Regions from separate parts of the Homo sapiens genome. Here region 1 is linked to region 2. A link is an interaction called in ENCODE POLR2A ChIA-PET data of the cell type or tissue named here. Cell type or tissue: GM12878. All regions are shown on one strand. Links, peaks and the distances in the headings refer to the core of each region. The heading gives the core; the rest is flanking DNA. Region 1 overlaps LRCH3 (leucine rich repeats and calponin homology domain containing 3). Region 2 overlaps LRCH3 (leucine rich repeats and calponin homology domain containing 3).

Region 1 (2,915 bases), core at 139-2,638, 62 kb before region 2:
ACATAGACTAGAAATTTAAAAAACACTTATTAACAGGACATAGACTAGAAATTTAAAAAACACTTCCTATTAACAGGACATAGACTAGAAATTTAAAAGTATTAAGGAATAAAAGGAGAAAGTTAACAGGCAACTTTATGAGATGAGAAGAGCTGAAACAACAATGAAGGGCAGCGAATGTTCTCTCCTTCGGTTTGAAACAGCAACAGGCCGGGCGCAGTAGGCTCACGCCTGTAATCCCAGCACTTCGGGAGGCAGAGGTGGGCAGATTGCCTGAGGTCAGGAGTTTGAAACCAGCCTGGCCAACACGGTAAAATCCCATCTCTACTAAAAATACAAAAATTAGCTGGGCGTGGTGGCATGCGCCTGTAATCGCAGCTACTCGGGAGGCTGAGGCAGGAGAATCACTTGAAACTGGGAGGCAGAGGTTTGTAGTGAGCTGAGATCTCACCACTGCACTCCAGCCTGAGCGACAGAGCAAGAGTCCGTCTCAAAGGAAAACAAAAAAGAAAGAAACAGCAACAGATAATATACTACTGGGCGTGATGAAAACAAAGCCAGAGGAGAGGAGACGTGTAAAAATGGTTTCTGAAATGTATTTTTATTAAAGCTATAAATCTAAGTGACTTGCATTCTAGGATACTAAAAATCATTAGCTTAAATCACTGTGAGGCCATTAACTACATTTGGGAACTCTTGGAAAACTGGAGAGCAAAAAAAAGGTTAAGAAATAATCTCTCACTAGAGAATTGAGGCAATGGAAAGAAAAAAAAACCCAGAACTGATATAAACTCAACTTTTAAGCCTAGCTAAGCAATAAAAGAAATAAATTCATAAGTATAATGTATAATTGCTGTGAAAGTAATAGAGATACTAAAAAAATAAAGAATAAATCTTTTAAAATAATAATTTGACAGTACAGCAGGTCGGATAGAAAAAAAAGACTTATCTATCTTAAATCTAGTGAAGTTTTATTTTTAATCTCATATGACAGTCACTGTAGAACAAGACACTGTGGTCTGTCTGGACCACACAACTTTTGGCACAGTCAAAACAACTCTCAGTTATGACTCTGAATAAGCCACAATGCCCGAAGGTGTTCATGGAGTACAACAAATTAACTTCTCTCCCATACATCTAGAATGGTGCCAGTTATGGACCTTCCTTGAGATCATTTTGAAAAAAAGTTGCTGAAATAATTTTCTGTGTTGTTCCAGTAAGGATCCCAGTTGAGAACGGCTAGCAAAGGGTTCACATGGAAGAGAATTATGAAGTTTTTTCAGGAGGCATCCAGGTATGTAGGGCATGCTCAACAATAACCAGAGGAGGTTTCTCAGATTTACAGTTGTTATAAAGTTGAGGTTATTAGCCGGGCTTGGTGGTGGGCACCTGTAATCCCAGCTACTCGGAAGCCTGAGGCATGAGAATCGCTTTAAACCCAGGAGGCAGAGGTTGCAGTGAGCCGAGATTGTGCCATTGCACTCTAACCTGGGCAACAAGAGCAAAACTCCGTCTCAAAAAAAAAAAAAAAAAGTTGGGGTCAGCATTTAAAAAAGCACAATGCAGACAGACTAAACTGAGGGTTACCGGAGGCTGGGAAGGGTAGTGGGAGGGTGGGGGAAGGAAATGGGGACAGTTAATGGGTCCAAAAAAAATAAAAAGAATAAGATCCAGCATTTGATAGTACAAAATGGTCATCACAGTCAATAATTTAATTGTACATTTAAAAATAACTAAAGGAGTATAACTGGATTGTTTGTAACACAAAGGATAAATGCTTGAGGTGATGGATAGCCCATTTACCTGATATAATTATTATGCACTGTATACCTATATCAAAATACCTCATGAACCCCATATACACACTTACTATGTACCCACAAAAATTAAAAAGTAAAAAAAAAAAGGACATGATACAAGAATTCGGTTTTAATGTTTTTAGAGACACAGTCTTGCACTGTCCCAGGCTGGGGTACAGTGGTGTGATCACAGCTCACTGCAGTCTTGAGTTCCTGGCCTCAATTGTATTCCCCCTCGGGCTACCAACACTGGGATTACAGGTGTGAGCCAGTGTACCTGGCTCAATGCAACAATTTGAAAGTATTCTGGTACATGAGACAAGTAAAAATATTCAAACAGCAAAATTAAATATTCAAGAAAAAATAAAGAATACAACACGTGGAAAGTAACTGTCATTTAGAAGTTGAAGGAGGTTGGGCGCAGTGGCTGACACCTAGCACTTTGGGAGGCCGAGGCAGGATGATCTCTTGAGCCCAGGAGTTTGAGACCCGCCTGGGCAATACAGTGAGACCTTGTTTCTACAAAAACTTAAAAAGTCAGCCAGGCATGGTGGTGCGCATCTGTATTCCCAGCTACTCAGGAGGCTAGGGAGGGAGGATCCAGCCTGGGAGACAGAGCAGGACCCTGTCTCAACACATAGAAGAGGTATAACTAAAATATTTGAGAATTCCAGTGGATACTGAGCAAAATGAAGACCAAAAATTTAAAAATCACCCTAAATGAGCAAGCTCTAACGAGGGATGTATTTCTAGTTTGGACCATGAAGCCAGAATGGAGGGCACAGAACTTGTGAAAATTCATTAAAGATGAACAGTCTGGGAAAGGCATGTAAAAGAATCTGAGTTTATTTAGGAAGAAGCTAAGGATGGCATCGTAATTGTTTTTAAATTCTTACATTAAAAAAATATTGTATTTTGTGTAAAAAAAAAAAGGATTCTTACATTAAAAAATGCTAAATAACTAGAAAATCTCCACTCTGGAAAGAAAAGAAGTATAAACCACAGCAGGACAGTTGTAAGTTAGACAAAGGTCTTCTTGACAGTGAGAATTATTGATCATTTTGTACATATCCAGTGATAACAAATATGGAATTACCACTCCTAGAGGCCTTCAAA
Region 2 (2,915 bases), core at 121-2,620:
CTCTCTATGATATGAAAATCATTTTTAAAAAACTGTGGGGTTTTTTTTTTTGAGACAGTCTCACTCTGTCGCCTAGGCTGGAGTGGAGTATAGTGGTGCGATCAGCGTGATCTTGGCTCATTGCAACCTCCACCACCGGGGTTCAAGCAATTCTCCTGCCTCAGCCTCCCGAGTAGCTGGGATTACAAACACCTGCCAGCACGCCTGGCTAATTTTTTTTTTTTTTGTAGTTTTAGTAGAGACAGGGTTTCACCATCATGGCCAGGCTCGTCTTGAACTCCTGACCTCATGATCCACCTGCCTCGGCCTCCCAAAGTGCTGGGATTACAGGCATGAGCCACTGCACCCGGCCTGTTCTTTTGTTTTTTGTTTTTGTTTTGAGAGCGAGTCTCACTCTGCTGCCCAGGCTGGAGTGCAGTGACGTGATCTCGGCTCACTGCAACTTCTGCCTCCCGGGATAAGCAATTCCCCTGCCTCAGCCTCCCGAGTAGCTGAAGCTGGGATTACAGGCGCGTGCCACCACAGCCAGCTAATTTTTTGTATTTTTAGTAGAGACGGGGTTTCGCCATGTTGGTCAGGTTGGTCTCAAACTCCTGATCTCAGGTGATCCACCCATCTTGACCTCACAAAGTGCTGGGATTACAGGCATGAGCCACCGCGCCTAGCCAAAAACCTGTTTTTAATGGGAAAATCTATTACCCAGTTTTTAAATAAGAAATCAGTTAAACCAGTTTAAATCCAAGGTTTAAGACTTCCTTCAAACAATAAAAATTTAGAAATTGTGAAGAGCAAAGAAGAAAGTTAAAAGTGAATAAGGAAATGCTTTACATTTTTACTACTAGTTTGATTCTAAAATTAGTCACACTGCATTTGATATTGCTGGCTGCTTCAGGAATTCAAAATAATATTCCTTTGTGTGAATTACCACATTGACCATACATTTTTCCCAAGCGCACCTGGGATATTTTACAGAGGAACTGGAAAGAACAAGAAACATGTATATAACCACACCACTTAAAGTCATACTTGATGTTCTAACATGAAGTAACGTTAACCATCCAGCTCCCAAATATAGCCACTGTAAAAGGAACTGGAACCTGGGAACTCCTCAGCCCCAGCACTGCTGTCACTCCCGTACTCTCAAAACTGGTTCAGTGGTCCTCTATGGTTCATCTTCTCACCTCCCCTAAAGAAACCATCCTACTACCTCCCCTTCCCTTCTAAGACCAATCTCAGGGGAGTCTAACGTACTGTCTAACCTAACTTCCTGCAGTGATGAGAGAGTTCTATTATCTGTGCTGTCCAGTATGACAGAGAGGAGGTTGGTCCAAGGTGCTGTCCAAAATGACATATGTGGCTACTGAGCACTTGAAATGTGGCTAGTGCAAATGAAGAACCAAGTTTTAAATTTCTATTTTAATAACCACTTACGGCTAGTTGCTACCATACTACACAGTACAGTTCTAGAAAAATTCATAGTGCATATACTGTGACTGTTACAAAATAGACATAAACAAGGATCCAAGAAAAACACAATCTCAAATTAAGACCTGGTACTCTAGTCCGTATTTCCAAGACTAATGAAACCATAATTTTGTGAGTTACAGACTGCCTCCTTGGAAAATTAAATGGCATTTTAGCAGTCCTCATTCTTCTTACCTAGAAAGTATTCATTTCTTGAAAATTTTAATTCTCATAGCTCCAATGACACTGCATTACTTTGGCTCACCCGCCACATGTCAATGTTTCCTTTTTCTGTGTGTGATTGTAGTCCACCTGCCCACAGCATCCTGCTCTCACCTGTAGGCTTTACACCAATGGTGAGTCTTTGCTTTCTCATTTTCTGTATTTCATTCAAGAGTTTTCTTCAAGCTTCAGCTATGACTCTTATTTGCCTTGTGTAAAACAGTATCACCTCACTATACAACGTTAAGAATATCATTTAATCTGAGATTGCTTCTCTCTCATTTATTTATTTATTTATTTTTTTTGAGACAGGGTCTCACTCTGTTGCCCATACTGGAGAGCAGTGGTGCGACCTCCGCTCACTGCACCCTCAATCTCCCAGACTCAAGCGATTCTCCCACCTCAGCTTCCCAAGCAGCTGGGACTACAGATGCATTCCACCACAACTGTCTAATTTTTGTATTTTTTTAAGAGACGAGGTTTGCGATGTTGCCCAGGCTGGTCTCCATCTCCTGGGCTCAAGTGATCCACTCGCCTCAGCCTCCTAAAGTGTTAAAGTGCTAGGGTTACAGGCGTGAGCCACTGCACCCAGCTTCAGATTGCTTCTCATTTGTGAAATAACTTAGAAGGTCACTATGGTTCCTTCTGGTTTTAGGATTTTTCTGGTTTTGTTTTTTTTTTTGTTTTTTTTGTTTTTTTTTTTTTTGAGATGGAGTCTCGCTCTGTTGCCAGTGCTGGGGTGCAGAGGCGCCATCTCAGCTCACTGCAACCTCCACCTCCCCGGCACAAGCGATTCCCCTGCCTGTCTCCTGAGTAGCTGGGATTATAGGCGCCTGCCAATGGCACCCAGCTATTTTTTGTATTTTTAGTAGAGACGGGGTTTCACCGTGTTGGGCAGACTGGTCTCAAACTCCTCACCTCAGGTGATCCACCTGCCTCGGCCTCCCAAAGTGCTGGGATTACAGGCGTGAGCCACTGCGCCCGGCCTAGTTTTAGGATTCTATGAATTCTAGTACAGGCCTAGTTACTGAATCTTTTTTCTGTTTCTGTTTTTTCCCAGACTGATTCCTCTTTCCACCTTTTAAAATGCTGGTATCTCCCTGAGTTGACAGTGCCTACCTTTTCCATTCTCTACGTCCTTCCTCCAAGAATCTTATAAACTCTCACTATGACTCTCTTGAATTTATTCCATAGCCTTAATTAACTTCACTCTACATCTTTTTTTTTTT

Evidence for each region. ChIA-PET counts read pairs that join two places held together with the same protein. Peaks named below come from ENCODE experiments on the same cell type or tissue, not always from the same donor. Only the 100,000 strongest peaks of a DNase experiment are listed, where the experiment ranks them.
Region 1: POLR2A ChIA-PET joins it to region 2 with 5 read pairs; 7 of 35 experiments call an interaction of 5 or more read pairs at or near these places.

What each region holds. Positions count from the first base shown.
Region 1 is chr3:197,859,590-197,862,504 of GRCh38, reverse strand. The region is part of intron 15 of LRCH3 (leucine rich repeats and calponin homology domain containing 3); the gene reads right to left. Among named protein-coding and RNA genes, the nearest start is that of LRCH3, 70 kb to the right of the region's middle. In GM12878, for the core only: no CTCF peak of the experiment used is centred there; no DNase peak of the experiment used is centred there.
Region 2 is chr3:197,797,337-197,800,251 of GRCh38, reverse strand. All of the region lies in intron 1 of LRCH3 (leucine rich repeats and calponin homology domain containing 3), which reads right to left. Among named protein-coding and RNA genes, the nearest start is that of LRCH3, 7.5 kb to the right of the region's middle. RefSeq lists an enhancer at 1,159-1,208. In GM12878, for the core only: no CTCF peak of the experiment used is centred there; a DNase peak (open chromatin) is centred at 1,171; H3K4me3 peaks cover 830 bases; H3K27ac peaks cover 2,345 bases.